Linked DNA regions of Mus musculus: region 2 is linked to region 1. A link is a loop called in an ENCODE intact Hi-C map of the cell type or tissue named here. Cell type or tissue: gastrocnemius. All regions are shown on one strand. Each heading gives the region's core, and the rest is flanking DNA. Links, peaks and the distances in the headings are about the cores only.

What was found. Peaks named below come from ENCODE experiments on the same cell type or tissue, not always from the same donor. Only the 100,000 strongest peaks of a DNase experiment are listed, where the experiment ranks them.
Region 2: it touches region 1 in a loop (6-fold over the local background); 16 of 42 quality-filtered maps call a loop at or near these places.

Annotation. Positions count from the first base shown.
Region 1 is chr11:4,863,210-4,868,590 of GRCm38, reverse strand. It overlaps the pseudogene Gm17793. Among named protein-coding and RNA genes, the nearest start is that of Nipsnap1, 8.1 kb to the left of the region's middle. In gastrocnemius, for the core only: a CTCF peak has its summit at 2,498 (motif pointing right); a DNase peak (open chromatin) is centred at 2,520.
Region 2 is chr11:4,434,269-4,439,649 of GRCm38, reverse strand. It overlaps Hormad2 (HORMA domain containing 2), which reads left to right. Exons shown (of 11, transcript NM_029458.1): 2 at 4,561-4,648. The coding sequence starts at 4,598. Among named protein-coding and RNA genes, the nearest start is that of Hormad2, 4.1 kb to the left of the region's middle. In gastrocnemius, for the core only: a CTCF peak has its summit at 2,846 (motif pointing left); no DNase peak of the experiment used is centred there.

The DNA of each region.
Region 1 (5,381 bases), core at 94-5,093:
CTGACCTCAAACTCAGGGATGCCTAAAAGGTTGCACTCAGGATGTTGGCTCAGGCTGTGGTCACCTGAAGAACAAACTAAGGATGGAGAGCACCCATCCACAGCAGGTCATAATTTAATTTCATATCAGGGGCCCTCAGTTCTTGCTCTAGATGGCTGTTTGGGTATTTCCTCATAGATACTGGTTTTCTCCAGACTAAGAAGAGATCAAAGAGTGAGTAAGCTGATATAGTCAAGGACTTAGAAATAGGTTGCACTCAGTCATTCCTGCACATCCGATTGGTTACACCTTAAGCCTGATCAGTGTGGGAGTGGACGTTACAAGAGTGGGAATGCCAGCTGGGCCTGTGTCTTAGGGTTTTACTGCTGTGAACAGACACTATGACCAAAGCAACTCTTATAAGGACAACATTTAATTGGGGCTGGCTTACAGATTCAGAGGTTCAGTCCATTATCATCAAGCTAGGAGCATGGCAGCATCCAGGCAGGCATGGTGCAGGAGGAGCTGAGAGTTCTACATCTTGTTCTGAAAACAAACAGGAGAAGACTGGCTCCCAGGCAGCTAGATGAGGGTCTTAAAGCCCATGCCCACAGTGACACACGTACTCCAACAAGGCCTCACTTCCTAATGGTGCTATGCCCTAGGCCAAGCATATACAAACCATCCCAGCCTGTAATCCCAGCTGTGAGGTGGCTGAGTTGGGAGGATCTTGAGTGCACAGGATCTCTGGGCAGCAGAGTGAGTTTGAGGCTGGCTTGCATAATTTAGTGAGACCATGTCTCAAACTAAAAAAGTTAAAAGAGGGTGGAGGATATGAAAGATCCTGACAGAATGTAAAAGGTCACAGAAGCCCTGAAATTGGCAATATAGATGTCACTGTTAGCAGAACTAGCTTCACTGATTTAGAAAAATAGAGGCGCACAATGCTCTGGCCACTCCTTGAACCTGTGTGTCTGCCAATGTTTTGACCGTTCCTTGAACCCATGTGTGTGCCCACTGATGAAGCCCATTGCCAGGTGTTGTGATATTGGTTGCTGGGGAACAGTCAGAAAATCTCCCCAGCAACCACAGCCCGGCCAATCTGGAGTTGCTACACCTGCACCAGACTCTTTCCTTGTACCCCTCCCATACCCATTTCTTGAGAATAGACATTGTTTAGATCTGGAAATCCCCTACTCCCCCCTTCTCCTTTCTCCCCTGAGGGTCTATAAAAACTGGGACCCCTTTCCTCTCGAGGTCGACTCCTCTACCCCTGCGTGGGATATGAGTCGTCCCCAGAGCTCTGGCTTTCCCCGAATAAAGCCTCATGTGGTTTACAACAAGCTCGGTCTATCGTGAGTTCTTGGGTGTCCACTATTGTCCTGAGGCCTGAGCGAGGGGCTCCTCTCAGAGTCTTTCAGATACAGCTCATCGGTTGAACACTCACCGAGGAATTCACAGACCCTAGGTTCAATTCCTAGCACCAAGTATGTGAATGCAAATATCCAAAAAGGCCAAGGGCATATTGGAAGCTGGCTACTACAATTGGATCTCGAATGAGGTCCAGCTTGGTGATTTAGATCAGACTCAGTTTCTCAAGCTCAGCCTAAAGGCAGAGCCCAGAGCAACAGGAAAGCTAAGCAAGAGCTTTACCCCAGTCTCCTCAATGTACGTTCTACAAGCAAGCCTCCTCAGGACCTCAAATTCCTCCTGTCTCATGCCTTCTCCATCTACCTTCCCATCATCCCCTGCTCTCTGAGGTCCCTTTCTGCCCAACCCCAAATCTGAGCTCGCTAGCTCGCTCTCTCTCTCTCTCTCTCTCTCCTGTTTTCCCAACCATCCCCCCCCCATGCAGGGAACAGTCTCAGCCTCCCTCCCTCTCTCCCTCTTCCTCTCCCTCCCTCCCTCCCTTTTCCCCTTCTTCTCTTCATTTCTTTCCAAAACCACCCTCTTAGAATCCACCTTCATAACTCTTTGCCAAGGCCTGCTGTCCACTCGTGGAATGAAATGAGAGGAACCGAGGACAGAGACAGATGAGTTGCACTGGGCAGAGAGAAGTAGGCAGGTTCCTAAGTGTAAAATATGGACAAACCTGCCACCATCCATTCCCTGGGACAAATAGATCATCACTGAATAGGCTGCAGAAGAGCAAAGAGACAAATTACGCAGCTGTGGCTCTGTCACCTGCTCCTTATTGATGGGTTTTTATGCTCAGGCCCAACTGCTCTCAGGGAATTGTACTCCCCAGCTCTCATGGGACCTCAAACAGGAGGGACAGTGACTCAAAAGCTTTTGTCTCTGCTGGGGCATGAGCTACAAGACCAAGTTCCAATCCTTTGGTCCTAGACACCATATGCAAATATGAATGGTGCTACTTTAACATAGTATTTACATAAGCATATTAATCAAATACATTTTTATGCAAGTAAAGAAATAATACAAACACTCCCCCAAACTTATCTCAAGCATTGAACAATTTCAAAGTTACTGGTATGGAATGACTTACAACTGTGCTTACAAAACATTGCCACAAGGTGGCACCACTCACTTTAGCTTAGAAACGCATGCTAGCATCTTGTCTCTGAGGGAGCCTGTTGCTGTAGTTTGGACTCTAGCAACTGCTTTTTGTGACTACTGAGATGTCTTGTGGCTATTCACTTAGTATTAACTACTATAGCATCATATGAGCGTGAGCAGAGTAGGTATCGAATATGATAAAGCAAACTAAATAAAGTTTGAACAACCCACGTGATCCCTGGACAGAGATATAGTTGCAAAGGCACACAGCACCATCACAGGCAACAAAGTAGCAAGATGGCGGTGTAGTTTTAAGAGTGAAGGGGAAAAAAAAAAAAAAAAAGCCGGGCGTGGTGGCACACGCCTTTAATCCCAGCACTCGGGAGGCAGAGGCTGGCGGATTTTCTGAGTTTGAGGCCAGCCTGGTCTACAAAGTGAGTTCCAGGACAGCCAGGGCTATACAGAGACACCCTGTCTCGAAAAAAAACCAAAAAAAAAAAAAAAAAAAAGAGTGATGGGAGTGCAGTTTACTTTGCCTTTGCATCTATTTTTATGGAGGGAAACAGGCCTTGGGATGCAAAGGTTTAAATTGTGACGTTTAAGGAAGCATCCTTGTTAGAATATGATTTCCCCAAACCTCCCCAGCTATCCTGGCATAATAATGGCTCCTAGAGAGAGCTCAGTCATACTGGCTGATACATCCCTACAGAAGGTCCTGTCTCAAGGAGGGAAAACCATGTAGAGATCTTCCTCCTCCAGCTCATTCATTCCTCACCAGCCTCCAGGGACTTTTCTACTCCATGGTCTGTAGATCTGCTCCAGAAGTTTTGACATTATAAAGAAGAAAATTTTAGGTGTTTGGACCTTCAAGTGAAGACTCAACATATTATCTAAGAGTAATCACAGGGAGTTTCGAAGAGAGAAGCTAGAGGCATTTGAGTTTCCTCCCTAAGGTGGGTCAAAGCTTGCTCCTTGGGAGTGAGCATACATATATAGCTCCTGAAGCCAGAATTGCCTTTCTACGGAGCAACCAGCTGTCTGGAATTGCTTTGTTCTAAGGCAAGTAGGCGTCTACAGGAGACAGGAATGAGTGACCTCTGCAGGAAGGGATGGTGGAATGTGCCTGACTACTTCTACAGCCCACTGGTGTTTGACATGGAAGAGGACCAGGAAGACTACATATTTGGCCCTGATGATGAATACCTTCACACCCTGGAGGTCCACAGCAACACCCTCATCCAGCTGGAGAGATGGTTAAGATATGCCTCTCTTAACCCCAGTACCATGAAATGTGGCCTTACTTGGAAATAGCATTTCTTTTTTTTTTTTTAAAGATTTATTTATTTATTATATGTAAGTACATTGTAGCTGTCTTCAGACACTCCAGAAGAGGGAGTCAGATCTCGTTATGGATGGTTGTGAGCCACCATGTGGTTGCTGGGATTTGAACTCTGGGCCTTCGGAAGAGCAGTCGGGTGCTCTTACCCACTGAGCCATCTCACCAGCCTGGAAATAGCATTTCTTATTGTTTTTTAAATGTTTAATCTCTCTCTCTCTCTCTCTCTCTCTCTCTCTCTCTCTCTCTCTCTCTCTCTCTGTGTGTGTGTGTGTGAGATGTGTGGACATGGGTGTGCCGTGGCATGCAGTTGGAGGTCGGTGGACAACTGTCAGAAGTCAGTTGAATCACTTGTCTCCTTCCACCATAGGCTCTGGAGTTCAAGCTCAGGTTCTTCGGTTCTCCATGTCAAGCACCTTTGCTTCCTGAGGCGTCAACCTTGCCTGTTTTGTTTGTTTGCTTGTTTGGGTTTTGTTGTTGTTTGTAAGACAGCGCTTCTCTGTGTGTCCCTGGCTGTCCTGGAACTCACAGAGATTCTCCTGCTTCTGCCTCCCGAGTGCTGGGATTAAAGCGGTGCAGCCCCACCACCTGGCTTGGTTTGGGTTTTCTTGGGGAACGGTCTTTGCCATGTAACCCAGATGGGCTGAAACTCATAATCCTCCAGCCTCAGCCCCCTGAGTGCCATGATTATAGGTATGTAGTATCATGATTGGCTACTGAATCTAGGATCTTCTCCATCCCTACCCCCACCATAGGAACTCACTCTGTAGACTGAGCTGGCCTCAAACTCACAGAGATCTGCCTGCCGCTGCATGCACACACCCCCAGCCCCCACCACCACCAGGTAGTGAATTTAGGGTCCTAACAGGGCTAATCAAATTATTCAGAAGCTGATCCAGAATATTTGACCCAGTTTTGAGGCCAGCCTGCCTAGGTTACATGGTGAGTTCCAAAGCAGACTTGGCTACAGAGTGAATCCGATCTCTAAGAAATACAAAGATTGTGGAGCGGGGGATGCGGAGTGGGAGCTGGTAGAGAGCTGGCTCACAGTTTATGAGTTTAAGAGTTTATGCTGCTCCAGGAGATCTCACACCACTGGCTCCCACAGGCTGACTTGCACAAGACACAGACACATTCACTTATTAAAAGTTTTTTTTAAACATAAACAAAACTGAGGTTATTAAAATGGGCCCTGTGTGACTTGAATGGAAATGGCCCCCATAGGATCCTGTGTTTGAATACTTGGTCCCAGTTGGTAGAACTGTTGAGGAGGAATGAGGAGTTGTGGTCTTGCCAGGTAGTAGTGATACACACCTTTAATCCCAGCACTCGGGAGGCAGAAACACAAGGATCTCTTTGAGTTCAAGGCCAGCCTGGTCTACAGAGACAGTTCCAGGACATCGAGGGTTTCAAAGAAAGACCACTTGGGTTTCAGACTCAGGACAAACAGCTATGGTGCCTATTTAACATATAAAAGTGGACCTAGCCTCCAGGTACTCCCAGTATCCCTCAGTCCCTACCTGTGGCAAGATATAGCATACACGCCACG
Region 2 (5,381 bases), core at 213-5,212, 430 kb after region 1:
CAACTTTACTGGGTCTGGTGTTGCAGGCAGTTGTGAGCTGCAGGTGGGTGCTGGGAATTGAACCTGTATCCTCTGGAAGATCAGTCTGTGCTCTTAACCACTGAGCCATCTCCCCAGCTCCTTTACCCTTTTTTTTTTTTTTTAAAGACAGGAACTCTCATTGAAGCTGGAGCACTTAAAAAAACAAACAAACATACAAACAAACCTTCAAAAATACCAAGCTCAACAGATATAATTTTACTCTTAATTTAATTCACAATAAGTAGTCACATACACAAAATAGATATAATATACTATGTATTGCAATGAGGACATAACTTGAGCTTGGCAGAGGTGGTAGTAGAAATCGGGGCATTGTTTCTTGAAAAACTAAACCATGTCCAGGAGATAGTAATTTGAAGTAGAAGAGGATGTTTCAGACCAGAAGAATATTGCTAAGAGAAAGTAAAGCTGTACAAATGACTGGTGCATAAGAAATATCAGGGGAGGGCTGGAGAGATGGCTCAGCGGTTAAGAGCACCAACTGCTCTTCCGGAGGTCCTGAGTTTAAATCCCAGCAACCACATGGTGGCTCACAACCATCCATAATGAGATCTGACGCCATCTTCTGGTGCATCTGAAGACAGCTAAAGTGTACTTAGATAAAATAATAAATAAATCGTAAAAAAAAAAAAAAAAAAAAAGAAAGATATACCTTTAAAAAAAAAAAAAGAAATATCAGGGGAAATGATTGAAGAAATTAGGAGGGCATGAGGCAAATCTTGAAACAATGGTAAAGAGTTTTTATTTTATTTTTTTCCTGAGGGTAGTTGGGGAGCTATGTTAAGTACTTCAGTTTGGAAATAATAAGACAGTTAAGGTAGTAATGAGAAAAGTCTAGCTGAAACGTAGAAGGGAGATGGCTGAGCACAGCAACAGGCAGATGGGTGGTTGCAACAATTCAGGCAAAAGATGAGGCTGATCTGATCTAAAGTAGAGATGGCAGACCCAGTGTAAGGGCTCACTGTAACCCGAGCATTTCTGAAGTGGAGCCAGCAGAATCATCTCAAGTTCAAGGCTGCTTGGACTATAGAGCAAGTTTGAGGAAGCTGGAGCCACGTAGTGAGATTCCACAAAACAACAAAAGCAGCCTCAACAATAACAAGGAAAGAAGACCCCTCCCCAGTATCAGCAGACAACAGTGTGGAAAAAGTGAGCAGCTGACACATTTGAGAAATACTAAGTTGACTGAACAAAGAAATAGGGCAGAGTTGAGTCATACATTTTCAGACTGAGTGACTTAAGTACTTGATGATGCCATTCGCTAGGAAACAGAGGGTTTGAGGGGAAAGAATTAGCATTTGGACATGCTAAGACCATCAAAGTGGGAATTGTCTAATGGGCAGAATTGTAGATCAGTAACTCATGAGAATGACCTGGGTTGGGAATATACACACACAAATCATTAGACTAGAAATAGTAATTGAAATAATGGGAGTATATTTGTTTGTTCAGTGGCTATGTTTAGAAGTTTAAAAAAAGCTGAGCAGTGGTGGTGGACACCTTGTGTCCCAGCACTCAGGAGGCAAAGGCAGGGCGATCTTTGTGAATTCAAGGCCAGCTTAGTCTACAGAGTGAGTTCCAGGACAGCCAGGACTACATAGAAAAATCATCAAACAAACAAACAAACAAACACATAGAAAAACCGTTAAACAAACAAACAAACAAACAAAAAAATAACAGAAGACTACTAGGACAGAAACTTGAGGAATCCCAAGAAGGCAGGAGGAAAAGAGGCAGGAGGAAAAGGCAGGAGAAAAAGGCTGGAGGATGGTGGGAGGAGCCGAGGCTGGGAAACACCAGGAGAGGAAGACTTAATATGCAGGTGCTTTGTTTTGAAAGCAAACATACTTTCTTACATTAATGAAGTGTATATAAAAAACTGTTCTAAGTACCATATTAGTTTAATAGATTTAATGTTGAAATAACTGTGAAGTAGACACTGTTTTCTGTACAGATGGAGAAACTGGGGCCCACATCTTGTCCAAGGTTACATAGTAAACTGCCCACTGAGATGTGATCTTAGGTAGTTTGTTTCAGAAAGTTCACGTGTTTAAACCCTGGCCTATGTTACTATTCCAGGTGTACAGTGAGCAAGACCTGAAAGTTGGGTCTGTATTTATGGTTACAAAAACAGAAACCAAATCTCATAGGAATTAATTTAACCAGAGTTATACAACTGCTAGGTAATAGAATCCAAATTTGAACCCAAATTTCATAATTACAAAGCCTACTTTTGCTAGATTGCATTGTTGGCTGATTTTTCTTACATATCCATTTGTGTTGCATAAAATTGAATTTTACTTGTTTTATAAATATTTTTAAATTCCTTTTCAGATGCAACAGCCCTGGTAGAATTGTTTTTCAGTACTATAAATTTCATCTGGGTCATCCATATATTCTAAAAATGCAGGTACCTAACTACGTGGTGTTCTCATGGGCGGATGCCCCTGGAAATATCTTATGATCTAAAAAGATTGGCTAAAATCCTAGCAATATAAAAAGTGATTTAAAAACCATTATTCCTTCTATTACTGCTTCTCCGGTAGGAGGTTATATTCTAATGGGATAGAACTGGAACTTAAACCCTTATCGCTACTTTCCTTCTTCCTTCTTTCTTACAGTATAAAGGAGATGCTGTGAGTCAGACTCAACAGTTATACTCTAAAAGAAAACAGCCTTTAAAGACTACTCAAGGACCGCTAGGTAGATCTCAGTCTCCTGTAGAAATATTGTACTAGTGTCCCCTAGTGCTGCTTGAAGAAATAATCTAAGAGAAATTCAATAGTATCTGTTTATAGTCTCTATCACCACCTTGTGGCAATGTCTCCAAATAATTCTAACCTCTTATTTGCAAAAATCTTCCAGAATCTTGTCTTAATTGATAATATAACAGGTAACAGATTGCCCTGAGTGAGCCAGAATGGACTTTCTTTAAACAGGTTATTTCAAGTAAGGCCTCCGACTGAAATAAAATTAAGGCCTTCAGAAAGAAAAGGGAAGATTTACTTTAAAAAAATTCCACCGAAGCAAAAAAAAAGGGTGAATAAAAAATGTTTTCCCAGACTCGGCAGTATCGTTGTGGATTTCCCCACCTCCACTGTGTTCTTCATTGTGATCTATGTGCATACTGGGGGACTGACCATGTCAGCCATTCTCCATGTTTAGTCTAGTCATACTCAGCTGTCAGGTGACAATTGCTACCCATTTGCAGTTTCCAAAACATCTCATCATCATGAACAGAAACTCTCCTAGTAAACTGCCATTTCTTCTATCCCCACCCGAGTCCAGATAACCTCTCGTCTACTTTTTGTCTGTATATGTTTGCTTATATGTAGGTTCTCATATGTAAGCACATGTATTTGTCCTTCTGTATCTAGCGTTGTCTAATTTTAACCTAGAATTGTGCTTGCAAGGTTCATTTACATTGTGTCATGTTACCACAATTTCATCCTTTTCTAAAGATTGAGTAGCCCTTAAATATCACAAACACATTTTGTTTATCTGTTTATCTGCTCCTTTTTTTTTTTTTTTTTTTTTGAGATGGGGTCTAGTCCAGGCTGACAGACTCCTGTGCTCAAATGATTGCCCTGCCCCAGCTTGCACTGTAGGTGGGCATCCAGTGCATGCCACTGCCCTTGGCTGTGTGTTCGTTTGTCTGTTTGTCTGCTGATAGGCATTGGATCATCTCCACCTTTGACCGTGAAGAAGAGTGCTGCTGTGCCTGTGGGTGTACACGTGTTGGAGGCACTCCCTGCTCCTTCCTCCCTGTTTATTTCTTTTGGCTGTACACTTAGAAGTGGAAATGCTGGATACCGGTGTAACTGCTTAGAAATGTGAGGAACTGTATACTGCTGGGCCGTTTTACATTCCAGTCAGCAGTGGTGAGGATTTTAATTCTCCATCTCTTCACCAGCGCTTATTATGTTCCTTTTTGGAGAAAGTTTTGAGTTTGTAAACAAGTCTGAAGTTAACCTAAAAAATGTTCTGAGCCCAGCTGAACACAAGAAGACAGCTCCTCTTTGAGGGCACAACAAAGATGAATGGGATACATTGTTGAGGGCTTAGGTGACTTATAACTTAATTTTCTTCTGAGAATGTGTTTATGAATGAATAAATTATTTTATGATTTTATTGAGTTGATGAAATTTAATGCAGAGACTTTATGCCAGATTTAGTAAAAGCTTATAGTGAAAATTCAAGTGGTTATTAAAATTTGCTACCAAAATTACAGTTAACTTACACAGCTCTCATTTGGAAAATTCAAAATAAGAATTTTTCTAATTCAGATTCACTTTTGCAATTTTGATAGGGCTAAGAAGAACTATTTTAGCTCTGTTTTTCCTTTGTATTTACAAAATTAGGCTTGGTAAATTTTTCTTGTAACAGGACAGTCTGAGAAATTGTCTATACTTAACTGTAATTGATTTTAATTTTTGGTTTTAGGGTTCACTTACATCTTTGGAAAGACAAGATAGTAAGTATTATGTTAGGGAAAGTCTCTAATTTTTTTTTTAACAGGTTGGAATTGTTGAAAGAATCCTGATTCATTCTCACGATGGCTACTGCGCAGCTCTCTCACAACACCAGAACACTGAAGGCGTCTAAGGTATTTGTTAAGAATTAAATAGAAAAATCAATGACCATTTAGTGAGTTACTTAATTTAAAATTTCTTCAGCAGCAGTTTTATCAGCTAATTGGCACATAACACTCTGGGAAAGTATTTCTTCATTTTAATGCCTAATGGATGGGGATATTCAGAAAATCAAGACCAATTATAAAGTTATGCACTGGGTACTTGTTTCCTGCTTACTAGAGTAAAAGAAATCAGAAACAAAACGACGTTTAAAGAGAAGGTTCTTTGTTAGGCATGGACTTCCTGAAGCAATTAGGAAGCTTGTAGTTTTCAGAACCAGAGAGGAGATATCTGAAAGAAGCTTTGATGCTGAGAGTCTGGGGAAGAATGTATTAGTCACTTCCTGTGGGGAGGACAAAATATATGAGATAATAAACTTAAAAGGAAGGAGGATTTATTTTGGCTCACAGTTTCAGAAGTTGCTTCTATTGTTTTTGACTCAGTATCAAGACAGAACATCATGGAGACATGCAGGGAAAACATGTGGCAGAGCAGAGCGGCGGCACACCACAGAGGTCAAGGCCAGGAGTGGGGGTGGGGAGGAGACACTCGACAACCTAGTGTCATTCCACTAGATTCTGTCTCTTAAAGGTTCTGCTGTCTTTCAGTATCACAGCAGGTTGATGACTGAGCCTTCAACTTAAGGGGACATTTAAGATTCAGACATAACTATGTCAGGACAGGAAACTTTGCTGGCTTTACTTA